Linked DNA regions of Homo sapiens: region 1 is linked to region 2. The links are chromatin contacts, found by Hi-C or POLR2A ChIA-PET in ENCODE. All regions are on one chromosome and are shown on one strand. Each heading gives the region's core, a stretch centred on a gene start or an enhancer-like site at or near the end of the contact. The rest is flanking DNA. Distances are from core to core; before and after follow the strand shown.

The links. Hi-C counts contacts between places; a loop is a spot of excess contacts on that map. ChIA-PET counts read pairs that join two places held with the same protein, here RNA polymerase II (POLR2A). Pooled maps may share reads with other maps.
Region 1: a map of CD8-positive, alpha-beta T cell shows a loop between it and region 2 (6-fold over the local background). The contact joins two enhancer-like sites. A Hi-C loop is called at or near these places in 1 of 168 maps with a recorded cell type or tissue (CD8-positive, alpha-beta T cell) and 7 of 50 pooled maps. POLR2A ChIA-PET finds 5 or more read pairs at or near these places in 2 of 52 experiments (B cell and OCI-LY7).

Annotation. Positions count from the first base shown.
Region 1 is chr17:41,647,036-41,650,294 of GRCh38, forward strand. It overlaps LOC124904004 (a long non-coding RNA gene), which reads right to left. Exons shown (of 2, transcript XR_007065756.1): 2 at 242-1,879. Among named protein-coding and RNA genes, the nearest start is that of KRT17, 24 kb to the left of the region's middle. RefSeq lists enhancers at 340-1,215, 768-917, 948-1,107, 1,506-1,615. Within about 2 kb of position 1,761, at least 22 of the 41 ENCODE cell types and tissues checked have a DNase peak (open chromatin) inside an H3K27ac peak, as active enhancers do.
Region 2 is chr17:41,339,862-41,343,025 of GRCh38, forward strand. No RefSeq gene overlaps it. Among named protein-coding and RNA genes, the nearest start is that of KRT33A, 9.4 kb to the right of the region's middle. Within about 2 kb of position 1,815, at least 4 of the 41 ENCODE cell types and tissues checked have a DNase peak (open chromatin) inside an H3K27ac peak, as active enhancers do.

The DNA.
Region 1 (3,259 bases), core at 511-3,010, 310 kb after region 2:
TGAGGCAGGAGAATCGCTTGAACCCAGGAGGCAGAGGTTGCACTGAGCCAAGATCACACCATTGCACTCCAGCCTGGGCAACAAAAGCGAAACTCTGTCTCAAAAAATAATAATAAAATAAAATAAATTTTAATTTATTTTAAATAATTTAAAATTTATAAATTAAATTTTATAATTTTATATTATAAACAGATTTAATTATTTAAATATAATTACAAATAAATATATAATTAAAATTTAATAATTTTAAAATAAATTTAATTTAATTTAATTTAAAAATCAATGAGTAAATGGCTTGAGTGTGTGGTCCCTCTGTCCAGGTGGAGATGCTGGGAGGTGGAAGGCAGAATTCACAACCGAAGGGATTTTCTCCTCCCTAGTCGCCTCCCCCAGTAGTTGATGGCGGCTGCCACACCTCAAGCCAAGCAGGGGACCTGGCAGTGTTCACCCGCCAGCTGCGTGAACGCCCGTAACTCTTTACGGCAGAAGACCAAGGGTGCGTCTGGTCCTCAGAACTGCAGGATGCACCGGCAGCGATGGAGAAGCCTCCTTGGATGAGGCAGGGTGAGGAAGGAGACCAGACAAGCAAGTCCTCCTCCCAGAGGCAGGGACAGGAAGCAGGAGCAAGGGGCCACCAGGGAAGCTGCAGGGGCTAGAACCCAGGGAACTTTCTAGAAAGGCTAGCTGGCCCTAACAGACCCCTGGCCTGGAGGAAGACCTCCAGGGCAGGTTAGGCGGGCCAGTCACATCTCCGGGGGTGATTTAAAAGGCACCACCTTGGGACAAAAGGATGGAAGCATTGACCAGACAAATGCCTGACCCGGCAGCAGCAGAAAAGGATGCATGGAACCCTGTGGGGTTCCCACCTCATGAGGTCGTCTCTCCTCATTCTTGTGCTCGGTGGCTCCCAAGGGGCAGGCTCTAGTGCTCCCCATGGAGACCCCAGGCCCAGCCGCCTTCCAAGGCTCATGCCCTGTTAAACGGGGACACGCTCCGGCCGCCCGGGATCCCCAAATCTGTAGCAGGAGCGCCCTCTGCTGGCCATCTTGGGTGGCGCCTCTGCGCTGCAGTCCCGAGAGGAGCCCGCGAGGCCGCGGGAGGAATGCAGGGACCCTGGAGACCCATCCTCCACCTGCGCTCTGCAAACTACTCCTTCTCCCCCAGGGTCCTGGCTCCTCCTCGCCATCTTCAGCTTCACCGTCTCTAGTCCCTTAACAGCCAGAGCACCAGGCCCCGGCTGGGCCGTGTGTCCATGCCTCTGCCTCCAGGCGCATGGACACAACATTCCCTTCTGAAGCTGGCCTGCGCTGTGTATCACCCCCTATCCCCCATCCCTCCATCTCAAAAAAGCCCTTCCCTGCCTTTGGCACGTGTCCCTCCCCCACGCCCACCCGCTCAAGTCCCTCTGTTAATAAACTGCTAACCCCAAAACCAGCCTTCCCTCCAGCTTGCCCGGCCCCGAGTCTGAGGGTCCCTGGAGCAGACACGCTCCACCCGCGGGGACCTCTCCCTCCTGTCAACTCCTGAGGAGCGGCAGCGGCTTCTGGGCTTCCCACGCGGGGTGTGACACCAACGGGGGACATAATACAAACGAACGAGGGTAAAGTCCGTGTGCACACCTGTGCATGGCCACATGCGGATGTGCGTCCAGGCGTGCCTTGCAGGTGTGTGGGCAGTGACTGCGCCCACCCCTCTGTCGGGTCTCGCCACGCTTAGCTGGGTGGGCTCCTTCCAACCCAGGCTGGGGCTGAGCAGGAGGAAGCCGCGGCCTCGCCCCCAGAGGGCAGCACTGAGCTGTTCTGGCCCGACTGCTGCCAGACTCTACCCGGAGAGGAGTCCTGAGTTTCCCCGTCCAGGGCCTGGGGGAAGGACTTCAAATCTGTAAAGGAAAGCAAGGAATCAAATCCCAAATCCAGGCTAGCGGTTACACTGCGGGCAGAGCGCGAGGCGCACATCGAAGCTAAAATGTCCAAAATTGGGCAGTGGATTCACGGATGTTTGTTGTGCTTTTATTCTTTTTTTGTTTTTTTCTTTTTTTTTTTTTTTTTTTTTTTTGAGGTCGAGTTTCACTCTTGTCGCCCAGGCTGGAGTGAAATGGGGTGATCTCGGCTCACTGCAACCTCCACCTCCTGGGTTCAAGCGATTCTCCTGCCTCAGCCTCCCAAGTAGCTGGGATTACAGGCGCCTGCCACCACGCCCGGCTAATTTTTGTATTTTTAGTAGAGACAGGGTTTCACCATGTTGGCCAGGCTGGTCTCGAACTCCTGACCTCAGGTGATCCGCCCACCTCGGCCTCCCAAAGTGCTGGGATTACTGGCGTGAGCCACAGCGCCCGGCAGTGCCTTCATTCTTAAATCCTACACATATTTTGTAAATATTATTTTGAATCTATTCAGTATTACTCTTTTCAAAATAAAGGCCTCCGAGCCCTCTCTAGAATGTGGAAAGACCACTCATCGCTCAGTGGAGCAAAGTGAGCCTACAAGCTCCCCAGATCGCCCCCAGAACCCCCAGAATGCAGAGGGCTCTGAGTGTCTCTGGGGTTGCCTGTGGCTTTGGGGAAGGGGAGAGCCTGGACCCAGGCTTCTTTACCGCCCGGAGTCCCGGGTCAGCACTCCTGCAGGATAAGCCACACATCGACACGCAGCTCACACACACACACACACACTTCCAGATTCATACACAGGTGCATGCTCACAGGTTGACACACACATGCTCAAAGACTCATACACACACGTTCACACATAGCTCACATGCACATACACACACACATTGAGACTCTCAGACACACACAGACTGATACACGTACATTCACACACAGCTCATACGAACATTTACACTCTCAAATTCACACACAGGCACATGCTCACAGGCTGACACACACTCAAAGACTCATATACACACATTCACACACAGTTCACATGCACACTCACACTCCCAGATTCACACACAGGCGCATGCTCACAGATCGATACACACACACTCAAAGACTCCTATATACACATTCACACATAGCTCACAGGCACATCCACACACACACATTGACACTCTCAGACATGCGCACACACAAAGACTCACACACACACGTTCACACACAGCTCACACACACACTCCCAGATTCACACACAGGCGCATGCTCACAGATACACACTCAAAGACTCATATACACACATTCACACACACATTGACACTCTCAGACACATGCACACACAAAGACTCACACACACGTTCACACACAGCTCATACACACACTCACACT
Region 2 (3,164 bases), core at 565-3,064:
GCTGAGAGGCCAAGAGCAGAAAAAGCTAGAGAGAATGGGGGCATATATCAGGAGGCATCAAAGGCCAGAATTAGGAAAAGCTAGAGAGAATAGGGGCAAATAATGCCCTGGAGGCACCCAAGGCCAGAACCAGAAAAGCTGGATCTACCATTAAATCCAAGGGGTGAACATGGGGTTAGAAATGGAGACAAAGGCAAGGTAGTGACAGAAACAGGGCCACAAAAAACGACCAAGCAAAAAAACTGACAATTCACTAAATGCCTAAGACAACTGCAATAGACATTTTGTTTTTTTCTTCTTCTCCTCCTTTCTTCCTCCCTGCCTTTCTTCCTTCCTTCCTCACTCATTCTCTCTCCTTCCCCCTCGTCCTCCTCTTCTTCTCCTTCCTCTTTCTGTTTTAGTAACAATCTCAGAGCACAAGTGTAAACCTTCAGTTAAACAGACAGCAGTGAGGCAGACATCTGCTTTTCTAAAATCCTTGACATCCAAATGTGAAACAGAGCTCACTAAAGCTCAGTTGCAAAATTCTAGATGCTCCTCTCTCCATCTCTAACCCATGGAATATTTTCCCTCTTATAGCCCCTTGAAGTGTCTATGCACTTCAGTTCATAAAATGCTGCCGTGGGGAACCAATCTAATTAAGCACTTACCAAGAAAGCATTCAAACTCTCTCATCTATGTCCTTTCCCTGCCCCCAGAGTGCACCCTTCTTAGAGGCATGTCCCTCTGTGCTGGTCATACCTGTGCATTACCATGCATGGCCTGCAGTCACTTCCCGCAGTGACCCTCCCACGTGTCCCCCTGGCTCTTTGACAATGGACCACACACCCTCTGCTCTCAGGGTCTTGGTAACCCTCATGTTTCACAGCAGCCAGCAGTCAGTCAGCCTCCACAACCAACCAAGATGAAGTCAGCATGTGCAGGTCTGAAATAATTATTAACAGGAAATACAAACACGTTAAATTTTACCCAGGCCTTTAATGATACACTTAATTGTTGGTTTCCTGTGTAGAAAATAGGCATAAGTGGAAACCAGTTCCCATAAAGTGACTAAAATTCCTATGACTTTGACACCACCAGCTCTGTGCTTTACTTTTATCTTTCCATTTGAAAATTCTGATTGTTATAATCAGCAAAAATACCACCAGTTTCATAATCATAATTAGCCATCTTCCTCCTAACACAGCACGCACACACACCTGCACTCACACACACAAGCATAGGTGCACAGACCCACACAGATGCATGCAGGCACATCTGAATTCATTTCTCTCTGATTCTCAGCCCTCGAGCTCAGATTCTTCAGTTTCTTGTCCCATCTGGCCTGTCTTCTACAACCCTCAATTTGAGAGAACCTGAAACTAGATTCTCACCTGGTTACTGAAGGACTCAAATGAGCAAAACCTTTTATTCTCAAGGCTGTGGAGACCCTGTGATGAGCAATAGGAAAGGGGTCAGAATGCAGGGCTGCTAAGGAAGTGAATAGGAACTCCATTTACTGGACACTTATGATGTATCTGGTTGGGTTGAGCATCTTTGCAACATAATCTGATTCTACCTTTATTTAAAAAAAAGTGAGGTGGTTATTAGTCTCCCATTTTCAGTTTAAGAAACCGTGGCTTAAAAAGCATAGTAACACAATGCAGGCTGAGATACAGATAGAGGTTACAAGACTGAAACCAGATTGAAAACTAAAGCAGTCACTTTCAAATGCATGATTTTTCTGAGGTTTGGTTTCTAGCCTTTCTTTTTTCACCTTTTAACCACTTTTAAAACTTTAAACACATTCACTCCCATGTGCCACACCCAAGCTTTAGCTCGTCGGGATCCCCCACAGCTTCATTTGTGCCGCTGCAGGAAGTCATCTTGTGTAGATGCCATCACATCCAGGCCGCAGCTGAGCAAGTGTTTGAATTTTTTGTAAATACATCTTTGACTGGGGAGGCTGTAAATCCTCCCTAGGCTTTACTATTGCAGGATCTGGCCAGCAATCTGCAATGCAATGGGGCTCTTTGTTCCCAGGAGGATTGGCAGGTTGAGAAAGAATAGACACACACAAGATAGTGAAAGCTGGGTCCGGGGGGTCACCGCCTTCTGGTCCTGCGATGCCACCAATGCACTGGATATAAATATAGCATTTGTTATTAAGTTTAGTGAGGGTGGGGGTAGGTTAGTGAGGGATTTCGGGTCATTTGATTATGAGGTGAGATGGTCACATGGGGATGAAGCAATTCTTTAACATAACATCTGTATGCAGAAGTACAATATACAGAGATAAGAATTTACAATATAGTATGTGCATCAGTAATTTCTAACAGAGCCTTAAAACAGAAACACAGTGTTTCCATAACCTGTGATTAGCAAGATATTAATCAGCAGTAACAGTTGCAGCAAAAGCTGGTTACAAACAATCCATAGAAACAGGACGTGAAGCTAGACAACAGGTTAGACCAGAAATTCTCAGAAGGGAGAATGCCTTAACCCTAAAGAGGCCTAGAAGAGCTGTGGCAAGATGAGGGCATTTATAGCCCTATCTTATCCATATGAACATGCACCCCTCATGCGTCCGTTTATAGGCTCTCCTCAAGGGTCGCATTCCGTTCTCAGAGCTATGAACATCTGCTTTTCTGGGATAGGAATCTTGGTGATGTGAAACATCCCTGCCTGCCCTTCCGTTCATAGACTCTGCAGGGGGAAGCACATCACACGCTGTTGGCTTATTCTGGTAGTCCAGCCTGGCATTGTCTTTACACAATCCTGCATGCAACTTTGTATTTACAATAATCAGGAGCATTTCATCTTTTATTCCATAGCAATAGTTTCAAGGGCTCCCCCTACACTTTACATTTCAGTCCTGTGCTTGTCCCTACAAGTTTAAAAAAAAAAAGTGAGAGTGAGGGAAAGCTACCTCTGCACACCTGCAGCAGGCTCAGCGAGGAGCCTGGTGGGGCCGGGGCCCACCTGCCTGGCACATAACTTCATCAAGTTGTCAGTGTGCATTTTGCAATAACAAGGGACAGATCATGTCATCCTCATATCCTTTTATAGTTGGAGCCATTCTTGGGACTTTTGGTGCCTGCTGCCAGACTCTCCTGTTTTTGATGAGAAATGTGAGCAGTTGTTGTTAGATGTCAGTGATTCTTCTTTGAAACATAAAAGAAGAC